2 separate regions of the Mus musculus genome follow, and region 2 is linked to region 1. A link is a loop called in an ENCODE intact Hi-C map of the cell type or tissue named here. Cell type or tissue: left cerebral cortex. All regions are shown on one strand.

Region 1 (8,000 bases):
GTACTTTCAACTTTTAAAAGTACTTATGTAATATATGTTGTTGGATTTATGTAAATTTTTGTTTGTTTTTGCTGTTCTTTGTGTTTTGTTTTTGTACCAAAGCCAACAGAGATTCAGTTATTTTATTTTAACAGAAAATTAGAATTTTTTTTTTTTTTTTTTTTTTTTTACGAAAACACAGCAGTCATGTACTGATGTTAGTAACCACCACCCTGGGATTTCTAGTCGCAGGTGTGACATATGGAACTAAGAACTGTAACATGGGCTATTTAATATATGTCTATAGCGTCAGAACTAATGTAAATGGCCTAGAAGGTTGATGTATATTTATTTAATAGATAGGAGATAATGTTTTGTTTCTTGAAAAAAAGGACCACGTTCAAAATTGATCCAATCAGTCAGTAGTGATGAATCATTGGTATGTAATCCATTACATCAAAATAATGTGTCTTAAAAGAGAAAATAAAACTTTCTCTTGAAAACCCCACTTGAGAGACTGGCCAGCATGGGTCACCTCAAAGTCTGCCTGGCTGTTGTGCAAACTCAAGCCATCTTGGCAACTTAGAAGAACCCTGCCAAAGATAAAAACCACTGGGAAAGTACGTAGCTTAGTGCAGAGGGTTTGCCTGCCGTGCATGAGGCCTTAGGTTTAATTCCCAACTCTGAAAAAGAAAGGGAAGGCAAGAGAGGGGAAGGGAAGGGAAAGAAAGAAGTAGAAAAAGAAAAAGAGGAATCCTAGATTTTTATGTTGAAAAATAATTTTAGAATATTTAATAGAACTTTGGCTACCTGATAAAATTGGTTTATACAAAGGTACTATAAAATACTGCAATGAGTTTAATACATCTATGTATTGCATGTCAAAAGATTAATAGATTCGTTTATCTTCTTTTGTAAGAAGCACGTAGTACACACTGCATACACTCCAACCATTACTTTGCTTTTGCATAGGAAAATAGGAAACACTGGCTTTAAGTTATTGAATGTGAAATTGATCTGTATCAGCCTATTTGTAAACTGTTATTTTGGTGTTATTATTATTGATTATGTTTTCTAGACCTTTCCACATTGTTCATCTGATATTATTTATTGCACCAATAAAGAAATAGAAATGTGCAAATGCAGCCGAGTTATACTTACCCAATTTCACCTGCTTTGAAACTTTTGTCATCGATGGCTAGAGAGAGATAGCTACCTACACATTTATCATGTCTTAGGCCTAGATTGTTCTTGGTGTGTAGAATAATTGAAAAAATACAAATTAATCTTTGTCCACTACTTATATTATCGCACATACATGGAAACAAGGTTTCCATTGTTAATATGGATTAAAAATTAAATAACCTATTTAAAGATCCATTATAAATATGTCAGTGTCCCAAGAAAATAGCATAATATAGTCACACTAGTCCTTTTTTTTTCTTTTTGTATTTGATTTATTTATTTATTTTTAAATTAGATATTTTCTTTATTTATTACCAGGAGACTAATCACACTAGTCCTTATTGCTTTATTGTGAATGGGTTTGTTTATAAGGTGGCAAGATAATGTAAAAATGAGAGTAAATAAGATACGCTGACGAGTTAATATGGTGAGAGAACAGTGAACGACTGTGGCTTCCCTCATGTCACTTGTAACCCTTTCTGCCGATACAGTGGGGCAGAGATAACTCACTGGCGCTGGCTACGTCACCTGAAATGGGTTTGAATGTTTGCAAATAACACTGATAGAGCTGACTCCTGAGAGGCTCTCCTAGATCCTGAAAAACACAGAGTCGGATGCTCGCAGCCAACCATTGAACTAAGCACGGGGTCCCCAGTGGAGGAGTTGGAGAAAGGACTGAAGGAGCTGAAGGGTCTGCAGCCCCATAGGAAGAACAATAATATCAACCAACCAGTACCCCTAGAGCTCCCAGGGACTAAACCACCAAGCAATGAGTACACATGGGGGGGCCCATGGTTCCAGCTGCATATGGAGCAGAGGATGGCCTTGTCAGGCATCAATGGGAGGAGAGGCCCTTGGTCCTGTGAAGGCTCAGTGCCCCAGTGTATGGGAATGCCAGGACAGGGAGGTGTAGGGGGGTGGGCGGGGGAGTACCCTCATAGAAGCAGGGGGAAGGGAATGAAATAGAGGGATTCTAGAGGGGAAATTGGGAAAGGGGATAATATTTGAAATGTAAATAAATAAAATATCCAAAAAAAAGTTACTATGAAATTCATCTTTCAAGGATAATTTTGTCCACTTAGTGAAGGACAAGAAGTTAGTAGAAAAAAAAACAAAAACAAAAGACAAAACAAAAAAAAAAAAAGCAAGCACATGGAATAGGAATCTGAATGGGGAGAGATTTTTTTTAATTGAGACTAAGTAATAGGAAGAATAATTTTAAATGCATGTACATAAAGGTAAGATGATACTGTGTGTTTTCCTGTGAGTTCCAGATGGCAGACATGGTTTTAATGAGAATGTGGTGTGGTTTGCTGTCCTTCGCCAGTGCTGGGGAAGCTTGTCTGAATAACACAAAATTGTTACCTCAGCCTTTATCTCTGGATCACAGTATCCTGTTGTATATTCTTATAATTTATAATTTTAATATGCCCGTAAGTTCAGTGAAATGGTATGTAATGGAAAAAGTAGCAAACTCATTTATGGTGTTGATGTGAAATTACCTACAAGACATTTATATGAGAACACTGTAGGGTTTAAAATGTCTACTGAGCTACAGTTGTACTCCAAATATATTTTAATTACCTAGTACTGCATTGCAATTGAATTCATTATTCAGTGCTTCTCAACCTGTGAATTGTGACCCCTTTGAGTTTTGAAAAACCCTTTCACAGGGGTGGCCTAAGACCATTGAAAACACATACATTTACATTATGATCCATAACAGTAGCAGAATTACAATTATGAAGTAACAACAAAAGTAATTTTGTGGTTAGGGGGTCACCACAGCATAAGGAACTGTGTTAAAAGGTTGCAACATTAGGAAGGCTGAGAACCACTGCACTATATGTGTATACTTTAAAAGGCAAAGAGCTATAAAGTTTCATTTTTAGTCAAAATTAATAACTTTCTCCATTTCAATTTGCTAAAATGTTCATATATCTAATTTACCTGTCACTAATTCGTTAAGATTCATCTCTAAAACTGTGCATTGTTAATGAATTTGAACACATCTGACTGTACTAAAGCCCTTTATTATTCTGAAAAATCCCTGCAGATGGTTTTCATCTCACTGACCCATCATCACTCGTGGCCCCACTCCCTGGAATAGAGATGGCGTTCTGGGGCCTCCATCCCCAGCACAGCCTCTGTACCTTTCTCTTTCTGGAGTGAGAGTGCCCTGTAGCCCCTGAAGGAAGTTGCATAGTGAGTGAATTATTTAGCTCTGTGCCTTGAACGGTTGGGCAATAGTCCACGCAGAGACAGCTCTGCCTCCAAATTGTGAAAGCATTGTCCCATTGCGTTCTCAACAAGTTTGATGTCATTATGAGGCCTCACTGTTTTCCTTCCCTCCTGGAAGCTGCTGTCTTTGCTAATTCTGGTTCTGTAAGGTTTCTCCTTGCTGTGCCTCAATACAGGTTTTGTATCCATTGCTGGTGCTGTGTCTTGCACTCCATTACTTACGTCTAATTGTCTGATTTCAGTGTCTTTGGCATTTTCTCCTACTTCTTTTACTGCCTCGTTGTGTTTTGTGTGTTTGGGTATGCCTCTCACATTACAGGTTTTTGTCCAAATTCTGATGGTACTTTGCTGTACACTCGTATTTCACAGCACGTTGGAATCTGTGTGGATGGGATGAGCCTTTAATGGATGCATCCCACTCTCTGCTCTCCTGGCCAGCCTGTTTGCCTATAAAGCCCCTTCCTGTTAGCACTGACAGACCCTTTCTCTGGCTGCTAGAATTCTGCCAAGTAGTTCAAAGCTTCATTTCTATTTTGCTCAGAGCTGAATACAAAAATATCTTGACTCCCCCTTTCTTTCTCTGAGCTCTTCCATCTGTGCATAGTCTCCTTTAGAAACGTTGAAGCATTTCCTGCCAGCATATGATAGGAGAAGAGAGAAGGCAAGACCCTGAAATCCAAATGGTTCTGAAATAGTGCTCCGGCCAGCCATACTATACAGAGCAAGCTTGGGGAACTCAGCTGTGGGACCCACCTCCTTCAGAGTTCTCCCCGATTACAGGCAATTTGCATTCTTTGGAGCTAAGTTAGTTATCTATTGCCCATTTCGGAATATTTTTTTTTAAATCCTTTTCCATGTTTCTTGTCCATGACAAAGAAATCTTTACTTTAAAAAAAATGTATTTTTATTGTTATTTTAGTATCGTTTCAAGGAATAGCAGAAACGTGTGTTCCAGACAACATATAGTATTTAAACTAATATGTGTTCAGAATATATCTGGAAATATACATAAGAAACTTAAAAATGGTTGCCATTGAAGATTGGGAATTTTGTTATGTTTTTATGTTTATATTATTAAGCCACTGCTGAACAGTGTTTAATATTTTTAACACAACTGCATTTATGTTTTTGAAAGGTTTATTATTTTATCTTATATGTATGATGTTTACCTATAAGTCCGTGTGTCACCTCATGTGCTTCTGATGCCCTGAAAGTCTAGAAAGTAGAGTCAGACCCTCGGGTACCGGAGTTAGAATTAGTTGTGCTTCTCCAAGTGGATGCTCAGAGCCAATCGTGTGTCCTCTGCAAGAGCGCCAGCTGCTCTTAAACACAGCCTCACCTCTCCAGCCTCATATTGACTTCAAGGATCTTTAAAGTGTGGCTCATATTTTGATTATGTGTATATGGGGGAGGGGGTACCCACAAAGTCCTGAAAAAGGCAGCAGATAGTGTGTAGTTGGAGCTACACAGTTATGAGCCATACAGCACTAGTGCTGAGAACTGACCCTAGGTGCTCTGTAAGAGCAACACTTGATCTTTCTTAATCACTTCATTATCCACCAAGACAAGCAGACTCTTCAAAGTTTAGGATCTCAGCTCGATAAATATTTGTAATCACATTTCTTTGTAAGACACTAAGCTTAATGACAACTGTACTTCAGCATGGTGTTTCTGAGGGAATATTTCTAAGCAACAGCTTGACTCCAGCAGGTAGAGGAAGCAGGTAGCTTAAACAGATTACTATGATAGCAGGTTTTAGGGCAGGTAAAATGAGAGTTTAGGCCTGAGTGGAAGACAATGAAAACATCTACTTCATGCTGCTTATTGCTCTACGTGTACTGTGTGAGTTAAAAGTTCACGCTGAAACCTAAAGGTAAGTGCTGTGAAATCTATCCTCTTCCATGTCATCGCTCTGTGCTGAGAAGTTCTCAAGAAAGCGGGTATCTTATATACCGCTTGTGCCGTAATATTTAATTACAGTGAGTGTACAGAAGATTAGCTGTCTGAAAGATCCTTTTGAAATCAGATTGCACATCAAACCTGCTTTGTGCCCGCTAAGCAAGTACATTTCAGAAAGAGGAGAAGGTGATGTCAAGACTTATTGCAAAACCAACAAATAAAAGAGTGGGCTTTGCCAGTTGTTCAGCCTGTAAAAGCATAGCCCCAAATGTCAGCCCTCATTTGTCATGTGCGTTTCTGAAATGTACCGCAGCTCAGCCCATGCAAAGTATTCTTTAGCTTATTATTGCACTGAGAAATAAATTAGGAAACAAACCAATGCTAGATAGGTTATGCCAACACTTCAGTTTTCTCTGCTTCTGATACTCACATTGCTGGCCAGAAAGTTAACATGTGCGGTTTTGCTCCCAAGCACGTGGCAGCTTCAGAAACTAAACGTAGTTTCTATCCACAGTCGGTAGACCGCAACTGCATCATGGTGTGTCCCAGTGGTTATAGTGTCCAGGGATACCCTCCACCCCCGTTCAAAAACAAACAAACAAACAAAAAAAAAAGGCAAAAAGTACGTTTTAAAAATCTGAGAGCTGAGTTCCAGGTAGCTCAGAGCCTGAACTGGAGCGGCTGTAAGCACGCGGGGACAAGACAGGCAGAAGAGAGCCTTCGCCAGTACAAGAGTTGAGTGGAACTCGAACAGTAGTGAGCCTGCAAGCTGGGGGTATGGAGGAGCAGTTTGCTCTGAACCCACGGTTTTATAGTAATAATATGAAAATAATGTGCTTGAAGTAGCAATAAGTCTCCTCTGGATTAGAAATCTTCAGGGGTCCTGAGATAAGTATGCACAAGGCCCTATATGTGCCTTATGCACACACACAACAGGCTGAAGCAGAAAACAACATTTAGGAGATTTTCATAGATTACAGACAACTCTGTGTGTGTGTGTGTGTGTGTGTGTGTGTGTGTGTGTGTGTGTGTGTGTGTGTGCGCGCGTGCGTGCGTGCACCTATAAGTGTTGCTGGATATTAAAACAAGGGCTCACACTTGCTAGACAAGTACTCTACAACTGGGCTATATTCCTTTCCACATAACTTTTTTTTTATTAATTAATTAATTTATTTATTTATTATATGTGTGTACACTGTAGCTATCTTTAGACACCCCAGAAGAGGGCATCAGATATCATTATGGATGGTTGTGAGCCACCATGTGGTTGCTGGGATTTGAGCTCAGGATCTTTGGAAGAGCAGTGAGTGCTCTTAACCACTGAGCCATCTCACCAGCCCTCCACATAACTTTTTTTAAAAAGATTCTTATGTTGATTTTATGTGTATGGTATTTTGCCTGTAAATTCTTGCAGTTCCTGTGAAGCTGGAAAAGGGCATAAAATCCTCTGGAACGAGGGTTCAAAGGTCATTAGCTGCCCTGTAGGTGCTGGGAACCAAACCCTGGGAAACCGGCAAGAACTCTCACTGCTGAGGCATCTCTCCAGCCCCACGCAGAACTCTTCAAAAAAGACTGACCAATCCGGAACAGGCAAGCAACCAGGAATCCGAAGGAACAGCAGCACCGAATCTAGCCTCAGAGGATGCACATGTTTGTTAGGACGGAGGACAAAATCCAAAGGAGATACACATGAAATAAACCGAGGAACTGCAGAGAATATTTTCTTAAAAACTAGGCCAAAGAATACACATGGAGGGACCCATGGCTCCAGCTGCATATCTAGCAGAGGATGGCTTTATCTGGCTTCAATGGGAGGGAGGCCCTTCGTCTTGTAAGGCTTGATGCCCCAGTGTAGGAAAATGCCAGGGCTATGAGGTGGGAGTGGGTGGGTGGGTGAGTGGGGGAGCACCCTCATAGAAGCAGGGGAGGAGGGAGTGGGATAGGGGGTTTTTGAAGGGGAAACCAGGAAGGGTTGTAACATTTGAAATGTAAATAAAATAACCAAATTAAAAAAAAAAACCCTAGGAATTAAGTAAGTTTAGTTAGGTAAAATTTCTAGAAAATATTAGCTGAAATCTAAATCACACTGGATAGTTGTGGCCAAGTACGTGGTATCAAATGGATCTCCCACCATAAACAGCTACAGCATTGTACAGTAAACTATGTTCCCCTCGTCTTTCAGTCTGGCTTTCTGCCTTGGTGTCCACTGTAGGTAGTAAGAACTCAAAGGAGAAATAAATTGATGGAATGGCAGAAACGAGGCCACAATCCAAGGTCACTTTGTTAGTTTGGGGAGAGCACCAATGAAAACTACACAGAGAAGCCCCAACATCTGCTGAGTACCGGGAGCCATGAAATTAAGGCCAACAAAATCCCTACCTTCAAGAAAGTGGCATTTGTCTTAGTTGTGGTTTGTTGTGTGATAAAACACCGTGGCCAAAGAGCTTATTGCCACTTACACCTTATAGTCAGTCCATCCTCCCAGGAGGTCAGAAAAAAGACTTAAGTTGGGAACCTGGAGGCAGGAACTGATACAGAGGCCATGGACAAACACTGCTTGATGCTTGCACAGCCTCCTTATATACCCCAGTCCCACCTGCACAGCCTGCGTCTTGTATACCCCAGTCCCACCTGCACAGCCTGCGTCTTGTATACCCTAGGCTGACCTGTGCAGGAGTGGCACCTTCCACAATGGG
Region 2 (8,000 bases), 200 kb before region 1:
CCTTCATCTTTGTTTCTTGAAAATAGGGTGTTTGTTGTTGTTGTTGTTTTGTTTTGTTTTGTTTTGTTTTGTTTTGTTTTGTTTTGTTTTTTACGGTTTCTTAATAGTCAGCAATATGGAGGATGTGATAGTAAAGTCCATGACCTTGGAATCAAGTGGCAGTAAATGGAGGCAAGAATGAAGCCAAGTTTATACATCACCATGACTAATAATAGATGCACCATGTTGAGTACCTTCAGAAGCAACTGACATTTATCATTTTAGTACTACTTGTAATAGTAATAGTAAAATTCTTGTTAGTACTGCCCTCATAATTATATAAACATGTCTTACTCACCTTAGTGCATAATTAATTTTATCTACTATCATTTTTACTAATTAACAGTAATAACACTTGAATTTATCATTCTTCACAAAAGCCTCACCATCCCCCAAAATGCCACAAAAAAGGATGCAGACTTGTACTAGATGAAAGACTTGGCAAGCAGCGACCCACAGGGTCTCAGCTCTCAGTCCATGTAAGAGATCACTCAGCCTCGTGGAAGTGGGAGTAAGAAGTGGTAGTCCTCAAGTGGAAGAACACCACGGTTTCACAACCGGTGAGTCTAAATGACACACACACACACACACACAAATCTTTTTGTGCTCTCAGAACAGCAACACTACATGCAGAGAGAACGCATGGAAGGAACACCAGACTCCTATAAATATCTGCCCCAGTGGGGGAAATTTCATGCCAAAATGTACAGCACATGTTCGATGTTCTATCTTTTAAATCTTTAAATGTTCTCTTTCTAAAATGTATTGTTTTTATTTAGCTGTTTCTCTGTATTTTGTGTTCATGTGGGTGAGTGTTTTATGTGTCATGGCATATGTGGAGATCAACAGCAAGTTGTAGAACTTAGTTCTTTCTTTCTACCGTATGGGCTCTGAGCATAAGACTCGGGGCATCAGGTTTAACAGCAAGCACTTTTACCCCTTACCCCAGCTCACTTGATCGCTGATCTTTAAAATCTCTTTAGCAACCCCTACTTAAATACATTTACAAAACAAGTCTGTAAGGAATTACTTCCTCACTCAACATCTTCCTGTATTTTAGTGATTAGTTCACTAACTGGATCCAGTTCATTAACTGGCCTTCTCATCTCTTAAATGATTAGTTCATAACAGGATGTAAATTAGTGAAAATCTATCTAGAAATGAAAAGCATCATTCTGAGTGGCCTATTTCCAAAACTCAAAATACAGTGGGGCAATGGAAGTGGTAAATGGGAGGGGGGGAGACACAGAGTTACTGTATGAGAACTGACAGGTATTGGTAAAGGTTTCATTAGTGAACAGTTTCCTATACATTTTACAAATGGAATAAAACAAAGATGGTTAAGGGGTAAAAGGAACAGAAATCTTGTCCGAAAGAACTAGGGAGAGAATCCTGAAAAATTATGTGACACACATTACTATACAAGAAATGACAAACTTTTTTTTCATGAAAATCTAAAAAGTCAAAGTTGAGTTTCAAGTTTAAAACAACAATTTAAAAACTCTTGTCCAATCCCCCACCCTTGTTATAGTCTTTTACGTTCAGGAATTTCAAGAAATGCCTGAAGTTGTGTTACAGTGAATTGCCTCATTGTGTGATGTGCTTAGAGGTCTGTAAGAGCAGCCGTTTGAAATGAGAATTTTATACAGCAAGACTATCTATCTACTTTCACAGAGAAATCGATGGGTATCTCTCAGCATCTTTTGGCCACCCATGAACAAGTCAGAATATCTCTGATTTTGCAAATTAGTAGCAAATATAAAGTATTTATCACGTTGAATCTCACTTCTTTTTAGGTAATTTTTTTTTTCCATTTGAGGCCATTAACTGATCTGGGAGATGAACAACAGGAACAAAAATCTAACTTATTCCTTGAAAATGGATTGACAACTGGTGTGAATTTCTGCCTATCACTTTAAGATCAAGAAAGTGAATGCTAATAGGGTTGGTTAACTATCCAGTGTTGACTTGGTTCCAGTGTGTGGACCCTGATTTTCGAATAGGCAGGATCACATAAGAATGTCAGCTGTAAAGGTGAAAAGGAATCTCTATTCTCAATTTTCTGCTTTGATTCTTCCTTTATGTGATCTTTTGTTCAACTTCTTCTGTTCTCTTTCTTTACCCCGCAATGGCCCTGTCTGTCCCTTGGTCTGATTTCTCAGTTAGTGTCTCCTGTCTCCTCTTTCTATGCCCTCCTTTTCAAGTCTCCTAAAGGGAGCCCGCCCCCTCCCCCTTTGGTCTGAGTCTCCTCTTTAAAATCATCTTCAGACTCTCAGATCCTGCTTTTGTTTTGTTTTTGTTTTTGTTGTTTTGTTTTATTGGATATTTTATTTATTTGCATTTCAAATTTCCTGATGCCCCCCCCCCGCCCAGAATCCTCCATCCAATCCTCCCTCCTCCTGTTTCTATGAGGGCGTGCCCCTACCCACCCACCCACTCCTGCCTCCCCGCCCACTCCGAACGCGCCCAATCTCGTCAGATGCCGCTTCTGTATTCAGTGCTCCCCAGCTCACTTTGGTCATTTCTCTACCTGCTCTCCTTGCTCTATGAAGTCCATCTGTTAAGGTTGCTGACTGCTGGCAGATTATGTGCCTATACTAACCTAGTCTTGACCATCAAAATAATAATTCATGTGTGAACCTTGTGATTTTAGTCATTCGAGGACCATGTTCTCAGGAATGCAAAGCCGATCAGAACCATATATGTTGTACCGACACATTCCCAGAGTGGTTGTTGTCCGTGGTGGCGGCGGTGGTTGGTGGTGGTTTTGTTTGGTTTGATTTGGTTTGGTTTTATGTACTAGGAAATTAAACACTAATGAATATACACTTCATATGTATAGGACTATTTTTAGTACAGTATACTATTTGACTTTGGTCAAGAAATACCATCATTGGCTATGTTTAAAAAGAAGAGAAAAGGTAAATTTAACAAGCTTAAGGAATATAATACTTGGAATTTAGACGCTGCAATGATTTTCCTTGGATGTCTGCTAGATGGCGCTAGAGCATGTGTGTAGCATTGAACGGGACAGCTGCTCAGTAGAAAACGGGAGGCAAACAGATGCTTCCATATATTTCAGAGTATCAGATTCTGTTAGGAATTAAAGAACATACAATAATTAGAATTGCAAAAATCTAACACTTCTGGGAGGAATACGTTGTATCTCTGAAAGGAAATATCCATTAATATTTATTACATATGTATTTTTACCCTGAAGTAGCTTCATCCATATTTAGTCAGATACATTTTTAAAGTATTTAAAAAGTTTTATCCATTAGTTAATGATATCGACATTTTCTGTGTGTTTTAAAAGTTCTTCAGTCAAGGGAATAGCTTCCAAAAGCCTGAAGGAACTTGGGTTTCTAGTATTCTGCCAGCTTTGCCTTTGATCAAAAGTGGCAAACACCGTCTTTCAAAATTGCTCAATTCTCAAATAACTTTAAACAGTATCAGGGGACACACTTGATTTGGGCCATTTGTGTGATGTGCATTTAGACATACGTATATCTGCTCTGTGGATAACTATTTAGAAGTGAGTATTAATTACTTTTAAAACTTCTGTGATCAAACAACTGATAAGAAGTAGCTTAAGGAAGAAAGGATTTCTTTTGGCTCTCACTTCAAGGATAGTGAGACAAAGGGAGGGACAGCCACGGTGACAGGAACCACAGACATCTGGTCACTTTGCATCTGCAGCCAAGCAGAGAGAGACGAGCACTGACGCTCAGATCAATTTCTTCTTTTTATTCAGTCTAGGATCCCAGCCCATGCAACGGCCTCATCCACATCAACAAGGGGGTCATCCCATCTCATTTAACCTCATCTACAAAATCCCAAATAAATATCCCCAATGGTTTCCATGGTGATCCTGAACTTTGCCAAATTGACAGTCAATGTTAAATATTATAAATGGCGATATTCACAAGTACTTACAGACTTAACTGTACTTATACCTTTTGGGTATTTTAAAGTTTGATAATAGGCCACATTTATCAGCAAGTCTGCTGTGGAGGTCATGGGACTCCCTTCCACCTCATCAAAAGAGTGTGAGTTTAAAATGACCCATGGGCATCCTACTTAGCAGAGAGAGAGAGAGAATTAGTGTCTAGTAATTTTCAGAATATCTATTTTCTCATAGGCATGATATCAATAATATACACAGATAATTAGAATTATTTCCAATTTTTATTTTCAGAAAGTATCTGAGAATGAGGTGATTATAGTTGATATCCAGCACTTAAATATATTTTATAATTTGTCTGCATAGCAAATATATTTGACTAATTCAGATTTTTCCATTAAAGGGATTAAAATTAAGTCTGTCATTTGTAACAAACTCTCCACCTTCATTTGAGAATCCTTTTATATCCTCAGAAGTGCCTTGTAGAATCCCTAACTCAATAGACTTCTCCTGTCTTATTGGTAAAGCCTTTACTTTGTACTCAAAATACAGAATTTAAGGACACATTATCCTCTACACTCGACTCTACAAGTAGTGTAAATAGTTGGAATACCCATTTCATCAAAAGTGTCACATTCGTCTTCATCTTCTTGACTTACTCTAAAAGATGCAAATAAGTAACTCATGGTAGAAAGAGAGAGAATAAAAGGGACTTTCATCCTATTCTCTAACTATAGATCGTGTGAAAACTTCACAAGCTTTACAGAGTTGTTGATGAGCCAACTGCAAGGGTCTGAGGCCCCGGCATCTCATCCACCCATCAATCGATTCATCCTTTCACTCATTTATGTAATATTTATTGAGCACTCATTATGAACCAGAAACTTTTATGAGGCAATGAATTTTAAAATAAATTATAACAGTCTTCCAATACATCTAGAAATTCATAGAATGCAGTGGTCGGGGAGATGCTTAATCAAGCAGGTGAAACACGGTGAGATGCATGTTATGTTGAAGGTATGCATGGATGTTGGGATAATGGCAATGAGAATCCAAGATGGGCTTCCTGGAGCAGATAATAGATGACACAAAGAGGAATCCTCCAAGTCACCTTGACATGTGGTAGGAGCTTTAAGACCAAACATGCAGAAGAAAACAAAAATATAAAGAGAAAATACCTCAATAATAAATCCTCTCACTTTATTCACTATTATCAAATAATATAAAAATAGACCATAATGGAGTCTAAGAGCTGAGTAATATTCTGTTTGTATTTAACAATTTTGCTGAGATAACCATTAGAGTTATCTATTAATTTGTAAAAATTAAGAAGCCATTTCTTACTGTAAAGAGTTGTAAAGGCTACATGAGTTTATGCATGTGGTGCGTTGCAGCTATTAATTCCTTGCCATCTTTGGTTAATAGCCCCAAATACCAAAAAAAATAAAAAAATGACCTGGAGTTTGGAGAAACATCACAATGGAAAAAGTACTAGATATGATGTTAGAAGACTTGAATTGGTGCTCAACTTTGTTATGATTACTAAGTTTATTTATAACTTTGAGTCAATCGAGTACTTTTTCTTACAGAACCACGAGGGTAGACACCAGTGAAGATGGTGTCAGAAGCTTCTAATCACATCTGTGGATGCCTCAGTTTCTTCTTTGTATGTATTACTATAAGCATAGTTCATAAAAATAAAAATTTGTGTGAATATAAGTAATAAATTGGTTAAGTTGTTGAGGTCTGGCAACTAACAAAATATCTTAAGAGTATACACCAGGCTCTGACAAAGAAATACTTACATAACTTATAAAAAATAATTTATGTAGCTAGCAGCTCAAGAAAGCTTTTTAATTAAAAAGGAGGAGAAATAGTCACCATTTGACGCCAGATGTTCCACAACCTTTCTGTCATTGAAGGTTTGGACTTCAGAGGGACACACTGTTTGGGGGGATCCCGGAAGCTTCAGAAGGTAGGGTCCCAGTGGAGGGAATCAGGCTGGTATGGCGGAGGCTTTGGGAGAACCCTGGCCCTGGTCCCATTCCTTTTTTGCTCTCTGCTCCTATATTCCATAGAGTGGTGAAAATCATCATATTTTGCCTTATCCTATGCCCAGAATCAATGAAGTCAAATCAAGAAGCCATGAATTAAGACAGCTAAAATCTAGAGCCCAAAATCATACCTCCTTTAGCTGTTTCTGTAGTTGTTTTGGTCCCAGCAATGCAAAATTAATTAACACAGGAAGGAGAAGGGGGAAGAAGAAGCAAAAGAAAGACTGCTACTGCCAGAAACTTGGTAGATATTGGATATTTAAAAAAAAACTCAAATGTGTGACATTCTAGTTAAAAACTCTACTTCCGCATTCAAGCACTGGAAGGGGCCAGGTACTATAAGTGCCAAATTAAAAACATAAAGTATGCATTATTGTTATGAAATTAGAGCTGTGTCTATATAGTTATAATTAAGCTTCTCTCATGTGGTAGAGGCACATTTGGTTACTTTGTTAATGGTTTATAGTTACAATCAAGAAGAAAGATGAAACAAATACCTCTTAATATAATAGTCTAATTCTACTTCATCAAAGCAGGAAATTTTTTTTACTTAAGATTTCTTTACAAAACAAAATTTAAAACCCCATATGCCCACTTTATTGTAATTGTCTTTCTTTCCTATACATAAAGTGGCTAGGATCATGAGAATGGAGCACACTTCCCTTATAGACTAACCCAGCTTCTTATGCTTCACAAAGTCACTTGTGGGAAGAAAACAGAACTGTCTCTGAAAATAAAAGGCCTGTGTATCAGCCAGGGAGCTTATCTGATTAAGGAAAGACAAGAAGGTTTACAGTCCAAGAGCACCCCCCCCCCCCGCCAACATCGCCCCACAAACTCAGCAGCAGGGGATTTTGTCACTCTAAACTCCATTCACCAAAGCCAAGAGCTTTTCACCTCTTCAGGCATTATTGATGCTTAGTTGTAGGTATGCGGCCCAATCTCTGGAAAAATTCTGTGAACAAAGAACAAATACTGCCATTCAACAGTAACTTGGACTTTTTCTGCCTATGGCATGCATAAAACTGGAAGCCAGTGTCACGAAAGGAAGTGAAGTGTGTGTTTAAAAATATATCCTATAGCAAGGAGCCTCCTTCACGGAGGTTTCAAAGTAAGAGAAAATAAATTGGTACTAACAAAATTTCATCTTAATAAAAACATTTTTTTTTACATCTGTAAGTCTATTTGTAAGTTCAGTTAAGGAATTAATGAAATAAGTTGATGGGAGGTGCAATTTGCCTGAAGAAGAAGGATGAGGGAGGAGAGGATGGGAAGTAGATGAGGGAGATGAGAAGAAAAGGAAAGAGAGCAAGAGAGTGAGAGAGAGAGAGAGCAAGACAGAGGGAGAATGAGAGAGCAAGAGAGGGTGAGAGAAAGTACAAGAGAGAGAGAGTATTTTTAGAGTTATAAGACTTAAATTATTTCATTTTATATTGAATACAATGTTGGTAACTCCCATAATGGGTAAACAGGTGTCAGATCTAAGACTCATCTCTCCTGGGCTTAAAAACTCCAAAATAGCTGAAGTCAAAAATAGCTTGTTGCTTACTGCCTCTTCCGTGTGAGTATTATCTCTCAATGACCTGCATTGAAGATATTTTAAAAGTGAGAGTTCAAAGCCTGAAAAGACAAAATGGGGAGCAGGCAAATGTTTCTCCCCTAAGGCAGAACTTTTCTCCTCACCTGCCTTTGTTCTGCCAGAGTGCTCAGGGGTGCTCAGGAGTGTTTTTGTTATGTAAGCAAAGTGATAGTGAACCATTATCAAAGTAGCAGCTGTAGTTCAACTGTTTAGTCACCAGACTAACCACAGAAACTCCACATGGTTGAACTGGGATGGGAAATTAAGTTTCCATCTGGAGTCAGGACATGAGTTCTGTTTAAAGAGCCCTGTTCTCCCTTGAGGGTATGTAGCAGAGATGGAACATGATTTATGACAAAACAAGATATATATGACTGCTTTGTTCCTATGTTATCAATGAGAACTTCATCAATACAGGTAGAGG

Evidence for each region. Peaks named below come from ENCODE experiments on the same cell type or tissue, not always from the same donor. Only the 100,000 strongest peaks of a DNase experiment are listed, where the experiment ranks them.
Region 2: it touches region 1 in a loop (2.8-fold over the local background); 19 of 42 quality-filtered maps call a loop at or near these places.

Annotation. Positions count from the first base shown.
Region 1 is chr8:40,385,189-40,393,188 of GRCm38, forward strand. It overlaps Micu3 (mitochondrial calcium uptake family, member 3), which reads left to right. Exons shown (of 15, transcript NM_030110.2): 15 at 1-1,120. Among named protein-coding and RNA genes, the nearest start is that of Zdhhc2, 35 kb to the right of the region's middle. In left cerebral cortex, no CTCF peak of the experiment used is centred here; DNase peaks (open chromatin) are centred at 3,472 and 3,947; H3K27ac peaks cover 1,213 bases.
Region 2 is chr8:40,184,684-40,192,683 of GRCm38, forward strand. No RefSeq gene overlaps it. Among named protein-coding and RNA genes, the nearest start is that of Fgf20, 98 kb to the right of the region's middle. In left cerebral cortex, a CTCF peak has its summit at 3,032; a DNase peak (open chromatin) is centred at 3,034.